Linked DNA regions of Mus musculus: region 1 is linked to region 2. Evidence: chromatin loops called from intact Hi-C (ENCODE). Cell type or tissue: gastrocnemius. All regions are shown on one strand. Each heading gives the region's core, and the rest is flanking DNA. Links, peaks and the distances in the headings are about the cores only.

Region 1 (9,502 bases), core at 920-8,919, 130 kb after region 2:
ACATGAAGGGGAGCACAGAGCAGCTCCAGAAGACACAGCCTTCAGTCATGGCTGAGGGCTCCTTTATTCCAAGGGAATGCTGTTCCTCACACTGCAAGAGAAATCAATAGAGAACCATCTGTCCTGTGTAATGGACTCACTCAGACCACAGGCTTGTTTATTTGCTTGGTCATACTTACACCTCCTATGTCTCCTTCCTCCATTGCAAGGCTCTTTAGAGTCCCAAGGCCAGAGAGGGAAGACAAAATCATGGGGTGGGGGTGGGGGGTGGGTTTACACAAATAATTTCATGCCTAGTGTTAGACACTGACAAGCTTCATAGATGCCAATACTATGGTGTCTCTCAAATTTTCCCAGCATGTGTGCCCTCAAAAACAGATGTGAGCACTAACAAAGGTGCCCAGGAGAGAACTGCCTGGTGCTTATCTGGCCCAAGACACAAGCTCCAGTGATTTTAGCCTTCACCTTCTATTGTCTCATTGGCCCGAATTATAACTAATAGATTAGCAGGCAGGGAAAATATCTGAAAGAGCCACCAGCTCGCTTGGCAGCAGAAAAGAATACCATTATGATAACACTAAGCTATGAGGAGGAAACAATGCCAGGGCTGGATTTGGAGAGAGTCATGGGGAGATGCAAGAGGGCTTCACAAACCCTCCAACTGTTTACCAAAGTCCTGATGCCTTCCCTCCTAAGTTCCCTGACGAATCTGCCATGCAACTGCACCAAAGCAACCTGAAGGCATGCAAAGGCCATTTTCAAATCTCCCAAATGCTTTATTTGAAAGAGTCCAACACGGATCTGAGAGGCTTGTGATGTGCCTCAGTCTGCACTCGCCTGCCAGGCAGGGAGTCAGAACTTCCTGACAGGGAACACATTTGGTCTCTGAAGCTGGATCTGTGGTGGAATGGCTGGCCCCTGTGGTTTTGAATTCACTTCCATGTAGGACTGTTGATGCAGTGCTTTTTATTTTAGTAAGCAGAAGATATCATTCCGGCCAGAGAAGCACCTGTTGTCCACACTGCCAACTGCCATTTCCTTCCTACAGGCAGGAAGTCAAAAACTGAAAGTCTCTAAAATTGTCAGCGAGAGCATTTGTAATCTAGAGGTTCATTCATTGTTTTCAGCAGAAGGTCTGGGAAATAAAATGGACAAACTGCCAAGAATGTTCTGGAGTTGGCTTCCTGAGATCACATGGTGTTGAGGTGCATAAAGTCAGAGATGGTAACAGTGACACTTCTCTTGGATCACGCTGGATCTGCAGAGCCTGGGGAAGAGGTGGAAACAAGGTCCTGGGCCTAATTTACAATTTCTAAAGCTTGCTGAGCCTCATAAGCAGGTGTGACCAAATAAATCACTAGAAGTCATTGCAATAAGCTCATGACCCCATGCGCTCTCTGCCCTCCACTGATGTTATGCTCTCAGAGTTTACACTATCCTAAATTTAGTATGTGATCATGCATAGCTTCATCTGTTCAGGTAGCAAATAACCTTAGCCTTTGTATAAAGCCAGAGCAATGCCATAGTCCCTTTGGAAGCCCTTTCCTAATGGACTCTTCCTGAAGTAAAAAAAAAAAAAAAAAAAAAAAAAATGCAAAGAAAGCCTTGATATTTTTAAATGATCTCCTTTCATGATGCCATAGGTCTTAAAGGAGAAAACTAAAACAACATCTTCCCATCTCTCCATATAACCCCTCACCACTGCAAAGGATGGCTGCTCAAGACTATGAAACACAAGAGCAAAGGGAAAAAAATGAAGAAAGAAAGAGAAAAAGGAAGGAAGGAAGGAAGGAAGGAAGGAAGGAAGGAAGGAAGGAAGGAAGGCAGGGAAGGAAGGAAGTTAAATGTTGCTTTTCAGGAGATGACAATGACCCAAGTTCACCTTTTATGACTTCAGAGTGATGGATTTAGTCAATTGAAACTTACCTAAATGTGCTTGCATCCCTCATCAATTAACATGAGTTCACTCCCAAATTCATAAGCTTGAGTTTTCCAAACTCCCACAGTTGAGGACTTAATTGGTCCAATTTTTGTTCAAGCTTAAAATCTTGAAAGCACTCAGTAGGATTGACCATAGACTCAGAAAACATGCAGTCAACTTGACTGATGTATTTGAAACAATTTCAAAGCAGTCTGCCTATGAAGCAATGCTCCCTAAGTGGCACATGTTTGGTTTCTGGCTAAGGCTGGCTTTAGAGTTGATCCTCTAAAAATAGGCCTTTGTAAAAACGAAGGTTCTAGGAAATAATCTAACTCAGATTTTGAACACATGTACAAGTCCCTGAGTTTACACTTTAGCACTGGAAAAAAAAACTAAAATAAAACTTAAAATTATATAATAAAAGTTAGTCTAAAGCTGTGAGTCTTATGGAAATAAGATAGAGATGAGAGATAGAGTTTCACCTCTCTATGTAAACCTGGCACACTGATATCAGTGGACATTGGATCGGATAACTCAGAGCCACACCCCAAGGACCATTTCCTCTTCACCTTCTCAGACAAGTCCTACTTCTTCCCCCTTTAAGTCCTTCAGATGAGGATAAAGGCTTCAGTCCAAGCTCTAATTAGGGATTGAAGTATCCTCACTTGGGCCTTCCTTCTTGTTACACTTCTTATGATTCATGGGTAGTATTCTACGTTTTCTGTACTTTTTGGCTAATATTCACTAATCAATGAATACATACCATGCATACCCTTTGGGGCCTGAGTTACCTTACTCAGGATGATATTTTCAAGTTATATCCATTTGCTGCAAAATTCATGATGTCCTCATTTTTAATAGCTTAATAGTATTCCATTATGTAAATGAACCACAATTTCTGGATCCATTCTTTGGTTGAAGAACATCTGGGTTGCTTCTAGCTTCTGGCTTTTACGAATAAAGCTGCTATGAAAATAGTGGAGCATGTGTCCTTGTGATATTGTAGGGTGTCTTTTGGCTACATGCCCAGGAGTGGTATAGCTGGGTCTTCAGGTAGAACTATTTCCAATTTTCTGAGGAACCTCGAGATTGATTTCCAGAGTGGTTGTATCAGTTTGCAATTCCACAAGCAATGAAGGAGTGTTCCTCTTTCTCCACATCCTTGCCAACATGTGCTGTCACTTGAATTTTTGATCTTTACCATTCTGATTGGTGTAAAGTGGCATCTCTAGGTTGTTTTGATTTACATTTCCCTGATGACTAAGGACTTTGAACATTTCTTTAAGTGCTTCTCGACCATTCACGATTCTTTTGTCTCAAATTCTGTTTAACTCTGTACCCCATTTTTTATTGGGTTATTTGGTTTTTTTGGAGGTTAACTTCTTGAGTTCTTTACATATTTTGGATATTAGCCATCTGTCAGATGTAGGGTTAGTGAAGATTTCTTTCTTCAATCTGTAGGTTGCCTATTTGTCCTAATGACCATGTCTTTTGCTAGGATATAACCCACAGACCGTAAAAAAGTTTAACAAGGAGAAAGGCCTAAATGAGAATCCCACTTAGAAGAGGGAACAAAATAATCTTGGGAGGCAGAGGGAGGGAGAGAGGGAGGGAGGGAGGGAGGGGCACGGGTGGGAGGGAAGGGTATGGGTGGGAGAGGAGAGGTAGAGGGGAAAAGGGGAACAGGATCAGGTATGGGAGGGGGCAGGAGAGAAGTCTAGAGGCCCAGGAGAATAAATGGAAATATGCAGCCTTGGTGGGTGCAAGTTAGAAGGATCCTCTAGAAAGTAATAGATACTTGGGAGATGAGAGCATCTCAGGATTCAATGGGGGTGACCTGAGCCAAAATACCCAACAGTGGGGAGAAGGAACTTGAGAGTCCACCTCTAGTAGATAGACAGTGACTCAAGTGGAGGGACAGGATTATAGTCAAAATTTCTAACCTAGAATTGCTCCTGCCTAAAAGAACTGCAGGGACAAAGTGAAGAGACTGAAGGAAAGGTGGTACGATGACCAACCCAACTTAGTATCCATCTCAAGGGTCACCAAGGCCTAACACTATTACTAATGTGTGCTTACAGACAGGAGACTGTCATGGCTGTCTGAGAGGCCCAACAAGCAACTGACTAAGACAGATGCAGATAATTACATCCAACCATTGGGCTGAAGTCAGGGCCCTCTGTGGTTGAATTAGGGAACGGCTGGAAGAAGCTGAAGGGGAGGGTAACCCCATAGAAAGAGCAGCAGTCTCAACTAACCCCTGGGAGCTCCCAGAGACTGACCAGGCAGCATACACAGGACTGGTCTGAAGCCACCAGCACATATATAGCAGAGGCCTGCCTGGTCTGGCCTCAGTGAGAGAAGATGTATCTAATATTTGAGAGACTTGAGGCCCCAGGGAAGGGGGATGCCTGGTGGTGGGAGAAGAGAGGAAACACCCTGCCAGAGGCAAAGGAGAAGAAGAATGTGATGAGGGACTGTGGGAAGGGGGGATGGGGGGGGAGGGGGCTACTGGCTGAAATGTAAATAAATAAAATAATTTTTAAAAGATAAAATTGAAAATAGTTTTGAGCGGCCAGACAAATCCAATTTCTTGTAGGATCCAAGCTAAAGCATGTTTTGGCAACTTTTGAGGTTAGACACTGGGTTATAAGAATGATACCTTTGTGGTTCTAAATTATGCTCTAAAAATAGGAGGCAATGTTCTTGGGATGAAAGAACTATGTCTTGACAGATTGTCAGCATCTTTTATCATCTCGTATTCCTGGAAATTTCTAGTAACTGTACCATATGAAGTCCTGGTTTTAATATTTACTTTAAAAAGTTCTACTAGCTATCTTGCGGAACATACATGCGTAGAGGGAACCACATAGGTTGCTTTGGTTTTAATCTTTGTTCAGGACTATATCTGTAAAGTCTGTTTCCACAGCCTGTCTGGATTGAGCATGATATGGCTCCACTGGTGGAATGGAGAAGCCTCGAGATCTAGGCTGGAGTTTTACATGGATTCGTAAGATAAGCTACATAGGCAGGATCTAAGGGGACTTCTCAGGGACCCCTGGCTTTCCTTGCTCAGACAGGGATTGTTAAGTCTTAGGCACAGTGGATGAGGAAACGTAGTTCAAAAAGAAGATGCTGAAGAGGGCCAGAGTTTCCAAGACTAGTCTCCTCTGTGCATTATTGGGACACTTACTACAGCTTCCAGCCCCATTCCAGGTTAACCAAATCATATTCTTCACATTTTTATCAAGAATCTCTGTGATGTAATTTTAAAAATCAGAACTTTAGCATCCTGAAAAATCTCTACTAGGCTCAATGTTTTTGTACAACTGTGATGACTACAGGCATAGTTTTTATTTGTGGGGGTGTAGAGTATTTTCTCTATCTTGAGACTGGACAAGGAAACCGTACTTCAGAGGGCACTTGGGATGCTGACAGATGGCAAAGCTCTGAGTTCTGTTCTCCAGGAAACTCAAACTGAAATTGTGTGTGTGTGTGTGTGTGTGTGTGTGTGTGTGTGTGTGTATGTATGTGTATGTGTGTATTCATTCATTCATTGGATTTCCCCCAGTAAAACATGGAGAGATACCCACATTACAGCATGTAAGAAAACGACTTATGTTCAGTAATGTGCCCTGACTGATTCTGCAGAGACACATCTAAGTCACTATTGTTCAGATTGTTGGGTGAAACTAGAATATTCTGCATAGTAAGTAAATGAAAATTCTAAAAGCCAATGCTTTTCAAATGCCACACTGTAAAACGCTGGTCAGAAGTGGAATGGGCTGGGAATGAAGTTCTTCCCCACAGCCTGTCTACAGCCTAGGGACTGCTCAGCCTAATGCTTAATTGTACACTCTTTCCATTCAAATCTCAGTAGCACCACCTACTGATAATTTAAAATCACTATTTTAAAATGAATTATAGCCATTCACATATTAAGTGATTCACTGGAAAGTACCTACAACATACCTCGCTTTTCACAATGCATGCATATTAATATACTTCCCAGAGGAAAAGTTTACTATTTTTTGCAGATGCCAAATCAAATTTCACTAACTAGCACAGCATGCTACCATCCAAGTATGTCTCTAGCATGCTCCCTCATCTCTAGTTTTCTTCCTCCTGGGTTGCTCCTGTCAGTATGTGTCAACTGGGCTTAAGCCAGTGAGAGGAGCTCCAGGAGAACAGAAGGCAGAAAGATATGGAACTTTCTTCTATTTACATCTCTGCTTGCTGTACCTGGTGCAACTCTGTCAGTCTCTCCTCATGTCCGGCTCTACTGAAGTTGTATGCACTTGCTGCTGTCAGCCAGCCTAGATGTGATGACAGTAGAGGCGGCCTCAAAGTCCTATGTCTGCTCCCTCAGGCTGCCTGTCTGCCTGGAATGCAGGCATACTCATTCTATGTATGCCTGTACAGGTCCAAGGTAGAGATCAGATGTCCACGTCTGTTGCTCTCCACCTTATTTTTTTGAGACAAGGATCACTCACTGAATGAAGAACTCAGGCTAGATTTACTGGCCTGCAAGTCCCCATGATCCACCTGTCTCTGCCTGCTGTTATAGATCCATGCAACTGTGTCCAGCTTTTACACGGGTGCTAGGAATCCAAACTCCAGCCCTCATTCTTGTAATCACTTTGTCTACTCAACTGTCTCTCAGCCTCTTCCCTAGTCCTAATTAATTCTTGAAAGTATGCTCATATGAACACGCTGAGTATTTTAATGTTTCCTCCAGGGCACTATGAGAGAGCTCTCTGCAAACTCAGCCTTGCTTGCACATTGAAAAGGGTAATTTATTAAGTGAATTCCAGGAAGAAGAAAAAAAAAACCTTTTGATATAGCAGAGGAAGAAGATTCCATTAGTATACTTAAAAGGTCAAATTAATAGAGAGGGGACTGAGTTGAGTAAAAATATTGTGTTTGTCTCTATGTGTGCGTATTATATGCACATGTGCACATGTGTGCATATGCAAATGTGCTCTCCAGTTTATGGACATATGGTGGCCAGAGACCAACACTGGGCTCCTTCCCTCTGTCACTTGGGGGTAATATACCTGGACATTAAGGGACACTCTCCTCTTATTTGGTAGATGATCAAACCCAGGCCCAGGAAAAGCAAAGTGCAGGGAGTCACTGTGAAGAACGCAAATGGATACAGTACAGTACACAGGATGCCACAACCATCCATCAGAGCCTTGCTCCCAGGAGGATCTGATCACCGACACAGACAGCACATCTAGAAATGGATGCGGCAAGATTAGGCCACAAGACAAAAATCTTCCTTCCAATGCTGCAGAAGCCACAGGCATCGAAATCTCTTCTGGAACAAGTTTAGTCGAGAGCATGTTAAATTCTGTTACATAGCTTGATTGTATTATAATTACCCAACACACTGACAAGACCTATAAAGGGCCTGAGTTTTTATTCTACTTGCAAAGAAAAGCTTAGTTCTTCAAGTGGTGGCAGAGCATGAAGACATAAGACCACTTACTCACAGCATTGGCAGTGGCCACAATATTGGCATCTCCTTCTGGGCACAAGGGAGATAGGATGGCCAGGCAGCACATGTGCATGCAATGGGCTGCAGAAAAAGACAGGAACCTAAGCTTAGAGGTCCCAGTCTTTTTATGCTGGAAAACCTGCCTGCCTCTGGCTCAGTGTAGAAACACACTGACCACATCTTCCAAAGCTGCTCTTTGCTCCTAAAGTCAACACCTTTGCCTGCAAGGTGTTCAGACACACAAAAGACCTATGGAGAACCACTTAACAAATTCTATATCGTGTCTCCATTTAGATTTTGTCAAATTGTCCTGTGAGTACACCAATCTATGTAAAGCCCCTATAGAAGGCCCTTCCCTATGAAAGGCACAGATTTCCAGTCCAAGCATGAAAAAAACAAAGAAACAAACAAAACCACAGACCAAAAAAAAAAAAAAAAAAAGAGTCATGACTCAATTTTGTAGTAGCCACTTCAGAAAACATGAAGCATACACACCACCAAAATGCTAGTTTATGTGATGGTGTGACAATGGTGAGATAAAGTCTCATTAAAACAGCAACTGGTCTATATAACCAGTTTATTTAGTAGTAAACTCAAGCCCATTAATCTATATCAATTTTCCTAAATTTTCTGAATGCAAACTAAGACTTAAGCTCAGTTCTACAGTAACATTAAGTCATTACAAATGCCCAATGGCCCAAATGGGCAGTGAAGTTCTGGGTCCAATCTCACTGAAGCAGGAAGCACAGCTGTTAGGGAGTGAGGTAATATGAATAAGACAGAGGGAAAACAGGCTCTCCCTGATCAGTCTTCAGCCAGGTGTTCTGATCCATCTTCCTGAGTCCTTAACCTTGATCAGATCCTTGCTAGCCTAGAGCCAGTTTGAAAGATCCCTGTGGGGGCATGAGAGATAGTTCAGTGATTAAGTACGCCTACTGCTGTTATTGCCACAGATCTAGGTTCAGTTCTTGACACCCACATGGCTACTCGTAACTGCCTAGAACTCTAGCTTCAGGAGATCCAACACTCTATTCTGGCATCCCTGAGTACCGGGCCGACACTTGTACACAATTTGACAAATTATATATAAATTAAATATAACAAATCTAGAAATAAAATAATTATTCTTACTGAGTTGGTTTAGAGACAACTCCAATCTTATGCAGCTGACCATCCCAGCCTGGACTCCCCAGAATTCTCCTACCTCTGAAGTCTCCTCTTTCTCATCCACTGACTACTCTCAACTCCCCCAATCTATTATATCCCATAGCCCATGTCTGCAACTACTGTAGTTGTTTCTGAACAAAATATATCTCCCCACTTCAGATAACGTTGGCATTGGTTATCCCTAGCCATCAAAAGGGTGACACATTCCCTGGGTCAGTGGTTACATGTAGGAAAAGCAAGATGATGATGTTAGATGTGATTGTTCAAGTAAATGCACACCAGGGGCTGGATAGACGGCTCTGCAACTAGAGGACCTGATTACGTTCCTCTAGCCTAGGTCAAGAGGCTTGCAACCCTTTCACTCCAGATCCAAGGGTGTTCAATACTCAGCTTCCATGGGCTTCTACATTTAACTTTCAGTGCAAGAACAGTTATGTTTTTCTGGTAAATTTTTCATTTTGGGTTTTTGTATTAAATGAAATTCTGAGATAAATGAAGGGCAGAGTGAGAGCTAGCTTACTGTAGTGCTTCTAAGCCACGTGCTGATTTCCAAACTTATTGTGAATAGTTTCCATTATAAACATAGATGCACAGACATATCAACTGTGTGCTGGCTTGATTCTTTTGGGCATACATATATATATATATATATATTCCAAGGAGTGGAAGAGTTGGATCAAATGGTATTGCTATTTTGAATTTATTGAGGAGCCTCCATACTGATTTCCATAGTGGCTGGATCAATTTACATCCCCAGCAAGAAATGTATAAAGGCTTCTTCTGTCCCACCACACCTTTAACATTTGATATGGTTCTCACAGTCATTCTAACCAGGGTAAAATAAAACCAACTCACGGTTCGCAACAGCGAAATAAGCTATGGAGTCAGCAAGGTGTCCATTGCCCCTGTGG
Region 2 (9,502 bases), core at 659-8,658:
GATTGCTTCAAGCTTCTCTCCATTTACTTTGATGTTGGCTACTGGTTTGCTGTAGATTGCTTTTATCATATTTAGGTATGGGCCTTGAATTCCTGATCTTTCCAGAACTTTTATCATGAATGGGTGTTGGATCTTGTCAAATGCTTTTTCTGCATCCAACGAGATGATCATGTGGTTTTTGTCTTTGAGTTTGTTTATATAGTGGATTACATTGATGGATTTTCGTATATTAAACCATCCCTGCATTCCTGGAATAAAACCTACTTGGTCAGGATGGATGATTGCTTTAATGTGTTCTTGGACTGGGTTAGCGAGAATTTTATTGAGGATTTTTGCATCGATATTCATAAGAGAAATTGGTTTGAAGTTCTCTATCTTTGTTGGATCTTTCTGTGGTTTAGGTATCAGAGTAATAGTGGCTTCATAAAATGAGTTGGGTAGTGTACTTTCTACTTCTATCTTGTGAAAAAGTTTGTGCAGAACTGGAATTAGATCTTCTTTGAAGGTCTGATAGAACTCTGCACTAAACCCGTCTGGTCCTGGGCTTTTTTTGGCTGGGAGAATATTTATAACTGCTTCTATTTCTTTAGGGGATATGGGACTGTTTAGAAGGTCAACTTGATCATGATTCAACTTTGGTACCTGGTATCTGTCCAGAAATTTGTCCATTTCGTCCAGGTTTTCCAGTTTTGTTGAGTATAGCCTTTTGTAGAAGGATCTGATGGTGTTTTGGATTTCTTCAGGATCTGTTGTTATGTCTCCCTTTTCAGTTCTGATTTTGTTAATTAGGGTTTTGTCTCTGTGCCCTCTAGTGAGTCTAGCTAAGTGTTTATCTATCTTGTTGATTTTCTCAAAGAACCAACTCCTCGTTTGGTTAATTCTTTGAATAGTTCTTCTTGTTTCCACTTGGTTGATTTCACCCCTGAGTTTGATTATTTCCTGCCGTCTACTCCTCTTGGGTGAATTTGCTTCCTTTTTTTCTAGAGCTTTTAGATGTGTTGTCAAGCTGCTAGTATGTGCTCTCTCCCGTTTCTTCATGGAGGCACTCAGAGCTATGAGTTTCCCTCTTAGAAATGCTTTCATTGTGTCCCAAAGGTTTGGGTACGTTGTGGCTTCATTTTCATTAAACTCTAAAAAGTCTTTAATTTCTTTCTTTATTCCTTCCTTGACCAAGGTATCATTGAGAAGAGTGTTGTTCAGTTTCCATGTGAGTGTTGGCTTTCTGTTCTTTTTTTTGTTATTGAAGATCAGCCTTAGTGCATGGTGATCTGATAGGATACATGGGACAATTTCAATATTTTTGAATCTGTTGAGGCCTGTTTTGTGACCTATTATGTGGTCAATTTTGGAGAAGGTACCATGAGGTGCTGAGAAGAAGGTATATCCTTTTGTTTTAGGATAAAATGTTCTGTAGATATCTGTCAGATCCATTTGTTTCATCACTTCTGTTAGTTTCAGTGTGTCCCTGTTTAGTTTCTGTTTCCGTGATCTGTCCATTGGTGAAAGTGGTGTGTTGAAGTCTCCCACTATTATTGTGTGAGGTGCAATGTGTGCTTTGAGCTTTACTAAAGTTTCTTTAATGAATGTGGCTGCCCTTGTATTTGGCGCATAGATATTCAGAATTGAGAGTTCCTCTTGGAGGATTTTACCTTTGATGAGAACAAAGTGCCCCTCCTTGTCTTTTTTGATGACTTTGGGTTGGAAGTCAATCTTATCAGATATTAGGATGGCTACTCCAGCTTGTTTCTTCATACCATTTGCTTGGAAAATTTTTTCCAGCCTTTTATTCTGAGGTAGTGTCTATCTCTTTCTCTGAGATGTGTCTCCTGTAAATAGCAAAATGTTGGGTCTTTTTTGTGTAGCCAGTTTGTTAGTCTATGTCTTTTTATTGGGGAGTTGAGACCATTGATGTTAAGAGATATTAAGGAAAAGTAATTGTTGCTTCCTGTTATTTTTGTTGTTAAAGTTGGCATTCTGTTCTTGTGGATGTCTTCTTTTAGGTTTGTTGAGGCATTACCTTCTTGTTTTTTCTAGGGCGTTGTTCCCATTCTTGTATTGGTTTTTTTCTGTTATTATCCTTTGAAGGGCTGGATTCGTGGAGAGATAATGTGTGAATTTGGTTTTGTCATGGAATACTTTGGTTTCTCCATCTATGGTAATTGAGAGTTTGGCTGGGTATAGTAGCCTGGGCTGGAATTTGTGTTCTCTTAGTGTCTGTAAAACATCTGTCCAGGCTCTTCTGGCTTTCATAGTCTCTGGTGAAAAATCTGGTGTAATTCTGATAGGCTTGCCTTTGTATGTTACTTGACCTTTTTCCCTTACTGCTTTTAGTATTCTATCTTTATTTAGTGCATTTGTTGTTCTGATTATTATGTGTCGGGAGGAATTTCTTTTCTGGTCCAGTCTATTTGGAGTTCTGTAGGCTTCTTGTATGTTCATAGGTATCTCTTTCTTTATATTTGGGAAGTTTTCTTCAATAATTTTGTTGAAGATGTTTGCTGGTCCTTTGAGTTGAAAATCTTCATTCTCATCCACTCCTATTATCCGTAGGTTTGGTCTTCTCATTGTGTCCTGGATTTCCTGGATATTTTGAGTTAGGATCTTTTTGCATTTTCCATTTTCTTTGATTGTTGTGCCGATGTTCTCTATGGAATCTTCTGCACCTGAGATTCTCTCTTCCATCTCTTGTATTCTGTTGCTGATGCTCGAGTCTATGGTTCTAGATTTCTTCCCTAGGGTTTCTATCTCCAGTGTTGCCTCACTTTGAGTTTTCTTTATTGTGTCTACTTCCCTTTTTAGGTCTAGTATGGTTTTGTTCATTTCCATCACCTGTTTGTATGTTTTTTCCTCTTTTTCTGTAAGGACTTCTACCTGTTTGATTGTGTTTTCCTGTTTTTCTTTAAGGACTTGTAACTCTTTAGCAGTGCTCTCCTGTATTTCTTTAAGTGATTTATGAAAGTCCTTCTTGATGTCCTCTACCATCATCATGAGATATGCTTTTAAATCTAGGTCTAGGTTTTCGGGTGTGTTGGGGTGCCCTGGACTGGGTGAAGTGGGAGTGCTGGGTTCTGATGATGGTGAGTGGTCTTGGTTCCTGTTAGTAGGATTCCTACGTTTACCTTTCGCCATCTGGTAATCTCTGGAGTTAGTAGTTATAGTTGACTCTGTTTAGAGATTGTTCTTCTGGTGATTCTGTTACCGTCTCTCAGCAGACCTGGGAGACAGATTCTCTCCTCTGAGTTTCAGTGCTCAGAGCACTCTCTGCTGGCAAGCTCTCTTACAGGGAAGGTGCGCAGATATCTTGTTTTTGGACCTCCTCCTGGTCGAAGAAGAAGGCCCAAAACAGGGCCTCTCTCAGAAGCTGTGTTGCTTTGGCAGTTCCCAGAAGCTGTCAGCTTCTGTGGTGCAGACTCTCACCTGTGCAGACTAAATTCCTAAGTTCCAGGGAGTCCTGGAACCAAGATGGTGACCGCTGCTCCTGAGGCTGAGGCCGTCTCCCGAGCCAGGCGGACACCTGTCCTCTGGTCCGGACGGTGGCCGGCTGCCTGTGGCCCGCCAAGAGTGCTGCCTCAGCGGCTCTGTGCTTCTGCCCGTCCCAGAAGCTGTCCGGTTCTCTGGCGCACCCTCTAACCTGTTCAGACTAATTTCCTAAGTTCTGCTGAGTCCCGGAACCAAGATGGCGACCGCTGCTGCTGAGGCTGAGGCTGCCTCCCAAGCCAGGCGGACACCTGTCCTCTGGTCCGGATGGTGGCCGGTTGTCTGCGGCCCGCCCAGGCTGCTGCCTCAGCAGCTCTGTGCTTCCGCCCGTCCCAGAAGCTATCCGGTTCTCTGGTGCACCCTCTAACCTGTTCAGACTAATTTCCTAGGTCCCGCGGAGTCCCGGAACCCAGATGGCGACCGCTGCTGCTGAGGCTGAGGCCGCCTCCCAAGCCAGGTGGACACCTGTCCTCTGGTCCGGATGGTGGCCGGTTGTCTGCGGCCCGCCCAGGCTGCTGCCTCAGCAGCTCTGTGCTTCCGCCCGTCCCAGAAGCTGTCCGGTTCTCTGGCGCACCCTCTGACCTGTTCAGACTAATTTCCTAAGTTCTGCTGAGTCCCGGAACCAAGATGGCGACCTGTAACATATTTTCTATCTGCCAGAGTAAAACAAAGCTACTAACAACATAAAGAGGCCACAGTGAGTCACTGGCAGGCAGCAGGAGACTGTTTTTAAATTTAAATTCAAAAGGATACTAATCCAGAATGTGGAAACATGTGCATCCAGCCAGCAGAGGGCAGTACCGGGTCTCTTAACTGCAGAATGGGGGCAGCGGCCATGATTCCCCAACAGCAGAGGGCAATGTGGTTCCATCCTCTTATTGCTATGGCGTCAATATGTTTTAATTCAAGGGTCAGCTTGTTTCCTCGGTGTCATAACCCAGCTCCTCTGACCACAATGCCTAACCTGTCTTTGCTCTAATTTCCAAGATATCATAAATAATATCATGTGAGTCCCACAACACCACGGCCTTCCCTATACTGCTGGTTCTGTGTTATGGATATTAAAATATCAGGTTGAAGGGAGCTTGTACCTGTTTCAGGGATAAAATAGAAGGTCAGAGGGTGAAAGTTCCAGAAAGCAAAACTGCATTGCCTTTCTACAGCACTAAAGGGCAGGTCTCCCATTAGCCCCTGCAGCTGCAGTGGATGGCCAGAGTCCCGGCTGCTGATGGGAATGTTTTTAAGGACGTGACTCTAATCCAGGATTCTTGGTGGCCTTTTGATCTTCTGTTCCTTTGGAACACTTATCTGTTTCCAACGTCCCCATTCTTATCCTGTGAAATAAGGGCCCCACAGTTCCCTGATGCTGGTATTTTTGTTTGTTTGTGCCAATGGAGGAAACAAATTGGGGTATCAGAAGGCTAGCTCTGTAATGTAAGAAAAAGAGGGGACAGATTTGTACCTTTTTGTATCTGACAAATCCAGTTGTTGAGGTGTTCACAGTTGATATCATTCCAGGACATGCCAGGGTCACCTTTCAGCTCACCACAATATTCAACATTTTGGTAATTATTTGGTTCACCGTAAGCCCAATTTTCATAGGAAACCTATGGTGGAAACATCACACTTGATCTGAACCACAACACCAGGTTGCTATGCTGTGCTAGAAACACCACATTAGGCTGCAGATATACCACGTATACCACATTAGGCTGCAGATATACCACGTATACCACATTAGGCTGCAGATATACCACGAACACCACATTAGGCTGCAGATATTAACCACGTATACCACACCAGTGCAAATTCAAATTGGGAAAGGAAAAAGAGGGGCTGTTTGGATTCTTCATTCATTTGCTTTTTACTTTTAGCTATGGAAGCACATTTTATGGACATGGGTGAGAAAGAAACAGCTTTTATTACATGGAAACTTTTAAGCAGACTAGAGTAGGGAATTGGTTTTTATAACATTTCCTTTATTCCCATTAAATAGAATGAATCCAGGGCCACAAGCAATGGGATTTATATGTAGGAAAAAGTTAGCAAGAAACTTCCATATCTCAGTCGGTAGTCGCAATTTCCTAAATTTACAGCCTGTTCTTAAGGGATGATATTTCAGTAAGTTGTTGGAAGCTTTTCATCTATTACACAGGCTACAGAAAAATAATTAGAGAAGAAAAAGTCTTATAAAATGTGACTAACTGAACGACCAGCCTTTGCCAAAATGAACAATGGAAACAACTTGGGAATGTGGGTAGTTTTCAGTGATCAGAGTCTGAAGGGGTCTGGATTAAGAATTATGATCAGTTTTCCATAAACATGAAATCCAGACACCGATGCAGCCACCAAAGAAACCATGTCACTTAAACAAGTACCTTGGAAGATGCCTGTGGGTTCCAAGAGAAAATAGTGTTAATATCATAAAACATCCTTTCCCAGGATGACCAGGACTGCTAAATGTTGCTAGCAAAAGCCAGAGCTTCCCATTTCTCAAATTTGGAGAAGTCCATCTGACTCTAATGGCTACCAAAGTTGTGTCCAGTTTCACTGAACTAAAGGCACCTGCAAAAGAGCTTTGAAGATATTTAATCATCTACATGCTGGCTTTGTGTAGAATTGAGTCATTTGGTATAAACTGGGAGGCATGGTTTTTCATTCCTTAGGTTATTCTCATCCACAACTATGCTTAAAGTATGTGGAGGCCAGGGCTGGACAGTGTATACTAAACTTGTATTTATCTTACATAAAAATGTCTCCAACTGTCTTAATGACATATCTTGATAAAACACCAATAAGTCCAAATAATAATGCCAAAATAAATACACTACAGGGTAAAAAAGAGAGAGAGAGAGAGATTTAAAACTACTTACGGGAGAACCATCACTCCAGGTGAACCCCTCTGAAGGACTTCCATAGGTCAGTCCCAACCAAAACAGCTCATGGTAGCTTCCACTGCTCCTGCAACATAAAAAGAAAGAAGATACCTCATCCTGGAAGGTTTTCAGTCTTTCAAAGGACCATCAAGAGTTGATAGATCCCTCTGAAACACACATTAGATAATACACAAGCAAAGAGAATAACAATTAAATGTGTCCTACAAAATTTGCCTCTGATGGTTAATATTGATTTTACACTTGATGGGCTGTAGAATCATCTAGCAAACAAGTCTCTGGACACATCTCTGAAAAGTTATCTAGATTATGTTAGTCTTGACGAACACCTGTGAGGAATTATCTCGATTAGATTGAAGTGGGAATACCCACTCTAAAAGTAGGTGGCACCATTCCTTGGACTTGTGTCCAATACTAGCTAGCTAAGTACCCCTCTAATTTCCTGTTTCCTAATGCCAATCCAACTTTCATATTGCCAATGTAATGTAACCAGTGGGTCTTCTACTCCTATTACCATGCTCTCCCTGCCATAACAGATATGAACAACCTCTCGAGCTATAAGCCACAATAAACTCTGTCACCTTTAAGTCATAGAGAAAAGTGACTTAGAAAATGTGAATTTGTATACCACTTATCAATATTCTGAACCCTGGAGCACTACTGGGGAGGGGAGAGGATCTTAATAAGGCATCTAAAGACATTCACTCATTCAAAGGTGTGTTGGGGGTCTTGTACACTTATAAAGTGATTGGTTGTAAGATTTATAATATTAAAGGATTGTGAACTGAAACGTAATCAATATTTTCTCAGCATTATAGGAGCCATGGGGGTAACACACAGCAGCCCTGGGCGGAAGAGAGACTTACGTAATCAGCCTCCAAATCACTTGCTGTTCATCTTTACTCTTGATGCTCGCCAGCTCTCCACCTATAGCTTTGCAAAAATCTCGAGATTCAAACCACGTTTTCTTTTCATGCTTTCCTTTTGCATACAGCTAAAAACGGGGAGATTGGAAATTATGTTACATTTGGTAGCTGATTGGATCAAAACAAAGAAGTCATCTACTTTCAATGAGATATCATTTATAGACAAAGCAAGCAGTGCCATGTTCCTAACCAATGCAGGTCTCTTGATTGAAAATCAATTTCTGGGTAACTTTTGGATAACTAAACAAGGGGCGGGAGGTGATTTCATTGAGAAAGCCTTACAAAATAAAAGCAATTTAAAGCCTAGGAGAAGTTAGATTAAAATATTGGAAGCTGAAGACATGTGGACTGTGTATACAGATCATTGTGAAAGAGAGAAAGAGTAATTTGGTTAAGTATTAAAAATTGTATTGGGACACACACACACACACAAAACAAAGTTTTGAAACAGAGAAAATAAACATGAATTAGCAAAAGGCTGTTACCTTTGTCATCCTGTTCAGTTTAAATAATGAATAGCCTGGCAAACTTTCAACCATGTTGGTGGTGTCCTTCAAAAACTGTTGACTCTTTTCTTTAAGTCTGCATATCTTAAAAACTACTAGAACATACACCACAGCAGACTTTCATCTGACAGAAGTGGGTTAATGTTAAATTAAGACTAACAGACTGTGTAAGGAAGTACTAGGTCCTATCATCCTGAGAACTGCAAATAGGATGCACAGTTGGTGTAGGGCATGCTTAATGGCACAAGAGCTAGCTAACTCTAGGGGGTAAGGGAAAGGGTCCATGGTCAAAATGTCAAGTGGCTCAAGTGTTATAGTGAGAAAGGATTCAAGGAAAAAGGAATGTTAGGGAAACAAAGAAGTTTGCAACAGAATGCAAGATGCCAAACTGAACAGGCAAGAGAAGGGACAGGTCCCTGAGCAGCTCACTGGTCTGCTGAAGCTCATGAGGAACACAAGGGAGCCTCCACTCTCCTTCCATACATCTTCTAATGCACCTAACTAGAACAAATAAACGTATCTGCTAAGAAGGCCTACCCATTCCAGGAAGGATAGCCTAGACCACTAAAGTGAACTACAACCAATGCAACTGATGAGGAACAAGAAGCATTGGATTATTTATTGACCCTGTGCAAGTACAGAGGAAGAGATGGACCAGTGACTGACAGCTAGCAGAAACTCACAGTCTAACTAATAAAGATGAAGTCTGTAGGGAATAAAGAGAGGTTCCACCTATCACTAAATGGGTAAGCTACACAGGAACAGGGCATGACTATTTCATTGGTTGGGCCAGAAGAATATGCACAACTAGTTGTACCAACTAGTTGGTCAACCAATGAAATTACCTTAGTCTTTGTCCAGTGTCTACCATAGAATTAAACAGGACAAAGAAGATCAGCAGTCTTTCCTCTTTGGAAAATTCCTTGTACTCTTGGGAGTTACTCTTGCTTTGCCTTTATTATTATTGTCATTATTATTATTTTTATTTTCTTTCAATTTGACAGTTTTTTCTATAATTCTCTTTCAGAAACTACGTTTCTGCTTTGCTTAATCTGACTAACAGCTTCATCTTTAACCTTTGTTGGCACTCAGGCAATGAAACTGGGAGTTATTCTCTCAGGTTTATTTTTGGTGACTGTTTTTGGGCCAAGGATACCTAGGTCAAGAAAGATATCATTTCTGTTTTTTAAAAAAGAAAAAAAGAATCACACCAATACCACTAAACAAGCAGAACCAGAGGTCACTAGAACCACCAAGTTTTTAAAGTTTTCTCCATTATTGTTCATGTGTCATAGTGTCATGGCTCTTATCACCATACCCTTGAAGAAAAGGAATTAGCTTCCTGTGGGTTGTGGCTGCCTAGGTGGTTAACACCAATACCTTGACCTGGACTTGGCTTGAGCACCACAAGTAAGTGTGTCTCAAGAGCATTTCCCTCAATCCTATCTCAGCTTCCTGTATCCTGATATTGAATTTGTTTCCTTAACTTACCTACCCACCAAATGTAATCAATTTCCACATCTTAGAATTTATAAGGATAGTTTTTATATATGTAACACATACTACTCCAAATACTTCCTAAACCACATAATTCATACTGAGGCATATAACTGGATCGGTTGAACACCTGGATTTTGGAGTGACTGGAATTCTAGTTCACAGCATAGCTACAGACAATTCTATTGTGCTTAGTCTCTAC

The links. Peaks named below come from ENCODE experiments on the same cell type or tissue, not always from the same donor. Only the 100,000 strongest peaks of a DNase experiment are listed, where the experiment ranks them.
Region 1: a loop joins it to region 2, with 4 times the contacts of the local background. A loop is called at or near these places in 18 of 42 quality-filtered maps.

The regions. Positions count from the first base shown.
Region 1 is chr2:14,156,234-14,165,735 of GRCm38, reverse strand. No RefSeq gene overlaps it. Among named protein-coding and RNA genes, the nearest start is that of Tmem236, 14 kb to the left of the region's middle. In gastrocnemius, for the core only: a CTCF peak has its summit at 5,796 (motif pointing left); no DNase peak of the experiment used is centred there; H3K4me3 peaks cover 407 bases; H3K27ac peaks cover 1,723 bases.
Region 2 is chr2:14,290,382-14,299,883 of GRCm38, reverse strand. Mrc1 (mannose receptor, C type 1) reads right to left here. Exons shown (of 30, transcript NM_008625.2): 13 at 7,238-7,365; 14 at 6,351-6,438; 15 at 4,940-5,084. Among named protein-coding and RNA genes, the nearest start is that of Mir511, 34 kb to the right of the region's middle. In gastrocnemius, for the core only: a CTCF peak has its summit at 4,290 (motif pointing right); a DNase peak (open chromatin) is centred at 4,293; H3K27ac peaks cover 811 bases.